Regions from separate parts of the Homo sapiens genome. Here region 1 is linked to region 2. The links are chromatin contacts, found by Hi-C in ENCODE. All regions are on one chromosome and are shown on one strand. The core of a region is the stretch at or near the end of the contact, and the rest is flanking DNA. Distances in the headings are between cores, read along the strand shown.

Region 1 (4,057 bases), core at 454-2,953, 5.3 Mb before region 2:
GACAACTGAGACCTCTTAACCTAAACATGACCAAAGCCTAACTCCTGATATAACCACTAAAAATCATACCTGCTGCCAACTTCTCTATCTCAGTTGATGGCATTTTCATAATTTTACCAGCTACAGCAAAAACAAACCAACCTTAGGGTCATCCACGACTCTCCTCTCTTTCACCTTTCGCATCAAAAAATCCAATCACCCTACTTTAAAAAACAGAAAATTTACCAACTTCTCTCACCTCCACAGCCACACCTCTAGACCAGACACCATCAACACTACTGCAGTAGCTGCTCCCTCATGCTCACAGTCTGTTCTCAACCTGAAAGCCAGAGAGAGCATGTTAAAATCTGAGTCAGATCATCTCCCTCCTCTGCTCCAAATCTCCCACGACTTTTACCACACTCAAGACACCTCGGCCAGCCATTCCTGCCTAACTCCTTCCTCTGATACCTGTTTCCAACAAAGGTAATTAAGACCTGAGATTCCCTGAGCGCTCCAAACTCAATCCTACAAGCATTTGAGCGTACCTGTTCCTAGGTCTGATATACTTTTGCAGTACTCATCCCATTGGTCGCCAGGTGGGGACTTCTCCACATAACTCCATACAACTCATGGCCTGGATTCAGGACACTAAACTAGAAATGACCTCCATTCACTGCCCCCTGTCTCAAGTGAAGACAGTCATGTGAAGAATCCCAGGATATCATCACTATGTCTCATCAGAGAATCTGGTCAGCCTTCCTTATAAAATACATACAAAACCCAAAACCCATACATTCTCTAACCTCTGCTGCCACCACTCTGGCCCAGACCATCAACGCTCACCTGGACTATTTCAGTAGACTTCATCTTGATCTCCCCGTCTACCCTATAATCCCTAGTCTACCCACTCTGCAGCCAGAGGGAGCCTTTTAAGAACTGCGTCAGAGGACCTCCCTTCTCTGTACCAAACCTTGCATGACTCCCAGCACCCTCAGAAGAGAGGACCAGCTCCTCGGGCGGCCATTCCAGGCCTACCTCTGACCCCCTAGTCCCTGTTCTCACCAGGCACAGAGAGTTCCCGGAACTCCCCAAACTCATTCTCCTCTCCATGCATGCATTTGTACGAACTGCCCCTGCGCCTTCGAGTCCGTTCCACACCTTATGCCACTGATGAGGGGAGCGGAACCCCTCCACATAATGCGACGGAGTGAGCACCCTGAAGTGCGCGATGAGAGCGAACATCCCAGGACACACCAACCAGGCCGGGGTGCGCTTGAGGGATGCCCCCACTCACCTGAACCCGGTCCATCAGCACCGCCGCTGCCATGAGAAGCGGATGAACAGTCTGTGCCCTGTGGGCTCAGCCGAAACCCCACGCCTCCACCGCGCTGGACGCCCTCGGGCTGAGTGTAGCACTCCAAGTCTCAATCTACCCGGTGTAAAAACGCTCACAAGACTAAGGCGGCTGCTTCTGGGGGAGACAAGGACAAGAGGACGTGTGTGGAGGCCTCGGTAAGAGCCCAGCCCCGGCAGACACCTCCGCGAGAGGCCGCCCGTCCCACGACAGGGGTCATGGATTGTAACAAAAGCGCGAAGGAAGGTCCTGCAGTCTTCACTGTCTTTCTTTGCTAGGTTCCACGAGAGCCGCGTAGAAAGCCGACCCGATCTCTAGAACTCAGCCTTCACAACCAGAATGCACGGACCGGGCATAGGAAAAATACGTCACGACGGCGACGCCAGAAGTCTCGCCCCTGCAGCCCAGAGCAGCAGGAAACGCCCAGTTTCTGGGCTGTCATTGGCTGCACGCCGGCTAACAATGAGCTGGGCACAGATTTCTGGGTAACGTAGTTTGTACCCTGCATCCAACCAGGCAACGAGCGCCTTTCGGGTTCTCCCGGATGTCTGCCAAGAGGCGTCGTGCAGGGAGGGGGAGAAAAGACTGGGAAAACGATATCTCGGAGGCCACAGCTGCTTTTAAAGGGTATGCACCCTGATTTCCATGGCCACCTGGGACAATGCCACGCCACTGAAGTCGCCAGCAAGGGACCCATTCTTCAATCCTGCTTCTGAGGCCCTGGGAAACCTGCTTCACCTCTCTCAGATTTGGGGATTGAAACGTATTAATAAATTGAACGTTGTCTGTATTTCGTTTGTGGGCCTTTTTGTAAAACATTGAATGTCCTTCTAATTTTTCTAACATATAAAGAAAAGAGATGTAATTAGCTACCTTTCTGCTGGCTGTACAGGAAGCATGGTGCCCGTATCTGCTTCTGGTGAGGCCACAGGGAACTTTTATTCATGGCGAAAAGTGAAGGAGGAACTTACATGTAACATGACGAAAACATGAGCCTCTTCTAATTCATTGCTTCCCAATTTGATATGTAGTTTTACAGCATCAGCTTCACTATGAACTTAAAAAACCTGTGAATTCTTGGACCCAACCTATACCTTCTGATAAACTCTGGGGATGGGACCCTAGCTGAAGTTCAAGAACTGGAGGTCTTTTAAAGTCATTAGCCAAAAACAAAACAAAACAAAAACAAACAAAAAAAAATCAGTAAGATGAAAAACACTACAACCAACCTCATTAGGAATATGGGAAGTGAGGTAAAAAGTACTTAACACCAGGCCTGGCACATCGTGCTAAATACATACAAGCTGTTATCAGTCTTCCTCAACACAAGGTTCTCACATACACTGCTTTAGGAAGATAAATCAAAGATCCACCTTTTCAGGATCAGTGTGATTTTGAAAAAAAAAGAAAAAAGTACAATTATTCCCTCACTCATCAAATAGCATCATAGATAATAGTTATAATTTTTTTTTGAGACAGAGTTTCACTCTTGTTGCCCAGGCTTAAGTGCAATGGCACGATCTCAGCTCACTGCAACCTCTCCCTCCCAGGTTCAAGCGATTCTCCTGCCTCGGCCTCCCGAGTAGCTGGGATTACAAGCATCCGCCACCATGCCCGGCTAATTTTGTATTTTTAGTAGAGATGGGGTTTCTCCGTGTTGGTCAGGCTGGTCTCGAACTCCTGACCTCAGGTGATCCAACTGCCTCAGTCTTCCAAAGTGCTGGGATTACAGGTGGGAGCCCCTAATGGTTATAATTTTTGCACAAAAGCACACCAATATATCAATAGACTCATTTAATTGAAAAAAATCACATGCAAGAGGGTTTCATAAACTACAGGTAGGTCTATCGTCCAGAAGACACATTCTTATAGGCTGTATGATTCAAAACACAGAACTATCAAGACTAATTGCTCTTCATAATTTTTAACTCCACTGTCCACTTAAGAGTCACTGTAGTTAAAATTTTATAACCTGGTTTATTTTATGAGATGACATAGAAATAATTCATATCTTTGAGAAAAAATATATATACACACATACACACAGCATTTATATATATATACACATGTAGTTTATATACACACATACATAATTATATATATGTATAATATAAATTATCTGTCTCCACTCAAAGCCAATATAAATTTAGGTGTCAGGAACACATGGAATAACATACGGAGTCAGTTACAGATATAACTGCCAGCAGATTTCTATGCACGACAAATGCACTGGCTAAGAAAAACTGAAATAAGACTATTTGAAGCCCAAAATGAGAAATTTAATGGATAAAAATAACTGGCATAAAATAACACTTTTAAGATCCTTCTTAAGGTTGAAGGAAAGTGATCCCAGGTGATGGTCTGTGATGATAGAAGAAATGAGGATCTGAGAGAGGAGTGCATCTATGGATTAATGAGACCACTCATTATCTGTATAAAATATTAATACTGTTGGGCGCGGTGGCTCACGCCTGTAATCTCAGCACTTTGGGAGGCCAAGGCAGGCGGATCACGAGCTCAGGAGTTCGAGACCAGCCTGTCCAACATGGTGAAACCCTGTTTCTACTAAAAATACAAAAATTAGCCAGGCGTGGTGGTGGGCGCCTGTAATCCCAGCTACTCAGAAGGCTGAGGCAGGAGAATCACTTGAACCCGGGAAGCGGAGGTTGCAGTGAGCCAAGACTGTGCCACTGCACTCCAGCCTAGGCAACAGAGTGAGAC
Region 2 (4,492 bases), core at 879-3,378:
CCTGAGTTATTTTAGGAAGAGTTTTCAGGATAGGCTTTTCTGTGCAGATATAATTTGAACCAAAGCCTAAATATACTGTGGGGACACAGCCATCATATTTTTAAGTCCAGAACACTATAGAACTTTCTAAGTGTTTTCTTTGGGGTTCCTGCCTCAGCATTCTCTGAGAAGCTTGTAAAAGAAGGCAAATTCTTGAGTCACTCCCCAGACATTCCAAGCTAGAATTTCTGGGGATGGGGTTCGGACTCTGCATTTATAAAAAGAGCCTTCTTAAATTTGAACATCTCTGCCCTAAATTGTGGATTGGTGCTCCCATCACCATTCCCACACTGTAACAGGATGGATTCAGGGCAGATTGTCTCCAGCAATGAATCAGACAAAAGTGCTCCACCAACCAGGCCCTTGAATCACCTTCCTTGTCCCGTGAATCAGCACAGCCTGCCACGGCAAAGTTTTATCAGCCCACTCCTGGAAATGATCAGTGAAGGTCCCATCATGGGCTGCTCATAGTCCTGTGGACCAGGTGCTAAACTTACCTACCAGAGATTAACATTCCAGATGAACGGGGCTGAAATTTAATCCTGGATGGAATATGTTATAACACTCAAGAAATACGAACATGAAATTCTTATTCTCTAGAAATTACAAAACGTAAGTAAAATGAAGAAATTTTAAGTCACCATAATTGTACGGAACAGTCAAATATTGTTAGTATATTCTCCAGAATTTTTCAAATGCATGAGCATATTTATTTTCTGAAAGAAAACAGCCTATTTTGCATTTATCATGCCATGAACTTATTATACATCATCATACCTATTTTCTAAGATCAACATGTTTTATAATATATTCATGATTATGGTACAAAGATAGTAAAATTAAGTATAAATTGGGAATATTTTTCAAGTAAAAACATGGCATTCTCTACCTATGAACACAAACAATATTAATTCAAACTAAATGTCTTGTTTAACCAATCACAATTTTCCAAAAGATGTTTATGATTTCTTCCAATAACAAGACCATAAAATATATACTATCCTGCAGATCATTTTTTTGTCCTCTGACAAAGTTTTCTTTTTTATAAAACAATTGTAGCATATTCTTTTAAATTGATATATACTCTTACAGTTCAGCAGATGTTCCATAATTTACCAAAGTATTCATCTCTCATTGTAATTCCCTTTTTTTGTAAATTACAAAAGTTGTGGTTAATATTAAGACAGATTTGCCTAGATAGCTTTTAGAATTGCTGTGTCAAAGAAAACGAAAAAATTAAATTGGCTCTAGGTTGCCTTCCAAAAATACAATATTTACTTAAATCTTCTACAGTTACAACGCCAACATCTGCAAAAATAGAACTAATATTTTTTAAGTGTGACTTTTTAAAAAATCTGGAAACATTGCAAAGTAGGATGATCGCATTCTAATAATTTCATATTCTTAAGTGCCCCACTGTCATCTTCCTTTACTTCTGGAAGGAAACATGTAGATATTAACACAGTTGCACCTTCACCTCCTCATCCCCTTCCCCACTGGCAGTGGTTTTAATAGCAAGCCCCATGTGGGTATTAGCATTTAATGGAGCATCACTCCTGTTCTCGGCTTCGTCCATTCAGTCAGAGTCTAATCTAACCCACAAAAGCCTTACCCAGCCCAGAACCCCCGCCCTATCCCCAAATCTAACACTTTCAGTGACCACTGGTTTTGGCAACTCTGTGACCGCTTCCTGGCCAGCACCGTGACTTCTTCAAACCTTGTTTATTTTTCCAAATTGTCCTGGATATGAGCATCTTCTCTGCCGTACGGCTGCTGCCTTCCTCTAAGATGGCCGTGCCCATGGTGCTCCAGCTAAGGCTCCACTCTCAGCTATAATGGGCACAAAGGGCGCCGCCATCTTTTTTCCACAGCAGGCTGAATAGAATGCCACTGCGCCGTGTTGGCCTTGGCTGGGCACCCGACTCTTGAGTGTCCCTTGCAACGAAGAGAGAAAGGCACTGAGGTGACTAAGAGTGATTCCCACAGCCATTATGGCCGCTCCTGTCAGAAACGCTGCGATGGGCGCAGCCCTGTGACCTCATAGAGCGGCGCCCGCAGTCTGAACTCGCGATCCCGGGCAGGCTCCGTGGTCCTCGCCTCGCTTCACGGTCTTTACCGCTCAGCTTCCCGGAGTCCGCGCAGGAGCGCGTCTGAATAGGAAGCGTTTTCGGACGTGGATGCGGCGTTTTGTCGCTGCCAGTGGTGTCTGGAGAGGTTCGGGCTCGGGTGAGTCGAGTTCTGGGCATGGACTCGCGGCCTGTGGGTCTGTGTACCGATGGTGCGTGGAGCGTCCTGATTGGGGCTGTATTTGAACGCAGTCGCTGAGGAAGCGGGGCGTTAATGACGGGTCCTTTGGCTGTAGGGATGAAGAGTCTGAGGAAATCAGCGACGAGTCCGACTCTGTCTGGGTCTGGGGCCCTTGTGAGTCACCCTTTACGGGTGTTGGGCTGGGGGACGGTCAGGTCTTTCCCTTCCCATGAGGCCCTATCTCAGGCTATCACATGGGATATTATCTTTCCTGAAGAATATAACATGTGCTCTTGAAAAAAATGTTTATTTTACTGCTGTTGAGTGCAGTGTTAAATGTTCGTTAAGTCTAGTTGGTTGATAATGTTGTTCAAGTTTTCGGTATCCTTGCTGAGTTTCTATTTGTTTTCTTTATTATTGCAAGTAGGGTAATGTAGTCTTCAATTATTATTGTTGAATTGTCTAATCCTCTCTCATTCTGTTTTGCTTCATACGTTTTTAAATTATCATATTCTTATATATACACCCTTATATTATTATTGCCAGCCATTGTAACCATTGTTGCCACTCACCTAGGCCTTGGTGTCCAGAGTTTTATTGGATATCAGTTAACACACACACACACAATTGACTGCCTATGAGGCTGACTTCAATCTCCAGCTCCTCCAGATATCAAACTAATACCACGTGGTCCAAGGTCTCCCACAGTAAATCACATTATTAGGATAGACAATTTGGCATGGCTTAAATTGCCCTGATAACCAAAGACAGTTTTATCAAGCAGCGTATTCCAAAGGCTTAGAGTTTGCCTCATAGGAACTGTGGGCAAAGGACAAAGCTCTCTTGGGTAAAGTTACTCCTTTAGCGCATAATGTGAAATGAGACAGTTCTTGTGATTTGCTTAGTACATTGGTCTTGACACGAGGTATGTATACCCAAAGAGCTTACAGAGACTTTCGAACCAGTACATGGGCACACGTGGTTTTTAAAGACATTCTTGGAGCCTTCCATGTGTTCTCTTTCCTAAAATTGATCTGTCTGAGAATTCACCTTGAAGGGGGCCACCCCTCCACAACCTGTGGGTGTTTCTTGTCAGGTGGGATGAGAGACTGAGAAAAGAAATAAGAGACAAAGTATAGAGAAAGAAAAGTGGGCCCAGGAGACCAGCACTCAGCATACGGAGGACCCACGCTGGCACTGGTCTCTGAGTTCCCTCAGTATTTATTGATCACTATCTCTACCACCTCGGAGAGGGGGATGTGGCAGGACAATAAGGTAATAGTGGGGAGAGGGTCAGCAGGAAAACATGTGAACAAAGGTCTCTGTGTCATAAATAAGTTTAAGGAAACGTGCTGTGCCTTGATGTGCACGCACACAAACATTTCGGTACAATAAAGAGCAGTATTGCCACCAGCATGTCTCACCTCCAGCCCTAAGGCGGTTTTCTCCTATCTCAGTAAATAGAACAGACAATGGGGTTTTACACGGAGACATTCCATTCCCAGGGACGAGGAGGAGACAGATGCCTTTCTCTTATCTCAACCGCAAAGAGGCCTTCCTCTTTTACTGATCCTCCTCAGCAGAGACCCTTTACAGGTGTCGGGGTAGGGGACGGTCAGGTCTTTCCCTTCCCACGAGGCCATATCTCAGGCTATCATATGGGGAGAAACCTTGGACAATACCTGGTTTTCCTAGGCAGAGGTCCCCGCGGCCTTCCGCAGTGTATTGTGTCTCTGGGTAGTTGAGATTAGAGAATGGTGATGACTTTTACCAAGCATACTGCCTTCAAGCACGTTTTTAACAAAGCACATCCTGCACAGCCCTAAATCCATTAAACCTTGAGTCAACACAGCACATGTCTCTGCTAGCATAGGGTTGGAGCTAGGGTTACAGATTAACAGCATCTCAAGGCAGAAGAATTTCTCTTAGTACAGAACAAAATGGAGCCTCTTATGTCTACTTCTTTCTGCATAGACACAGTAACAGTCTGATCTCTCTTTCTTTTCCCCAGACACCTGCCTCTGAGGCATTGTGCTGTGCTGGTTCTGCTTTCCCACCTTCTCTATAATAGTCATGCCACTTCTACTTCACAAAAGAAAGGCATAGATTTCACACATTTAGAACCATGAAAACCTCTGAGGCAGCAAATAAAGGAACTGTTAGAAATATTAGGGTCTTTTATTTAAGGTAAGTGCAGAGCAGCAGT

What was found. Hi-C counts contacts between places; a loop is a spot of excess contacts on that map. Pooled maps may share reads with other maps.
Region 1: a loop to region 2 is called in a pooled map, with 10 times the contacts of the local background. The contact joins the promoter of ZNF304 here to the promoter of ZNF614 in region 2. A Hi-C loop is called at or near these places in 4 of 50 pooled maps.

Annotation. Positions count from the first base shown.
Region 1 is chr19:57,348,917-57,352,973 of GRCh38, reverse strand. It overlaps ZNF304 (zinc finger protein 304), which reads right to left and starts at 1,703. Exons shown (of 3, transcript NM_020657.4): 1 at 1,277-1,703. The coding sequence starts at 1,309. RefSeq lists enhancers at 1,401-1,470, 809-1,667, 1,621-1,710, 1,668-2,527.
Region 2 is chr19:52,026,015-52,030,506 of GRCh38, reverse strand. It overlaps ZNF614 (zinc finger protein 614), which reads left to right and starts at 2,128. Exons shown (of 5, transcript NM_025040.4): 1 at 2,128-2,265. It overlaps LOC112268244 (a long non-coding RNA gene), which reads right to left and starts at 4,108. Exons shown (of 2, transcript XR_002958414.2): 1 at 3,969-4,108; 2 at 727-3,395. RefSeq lists enhancers at 1,641-2,400, 2,871-3,641.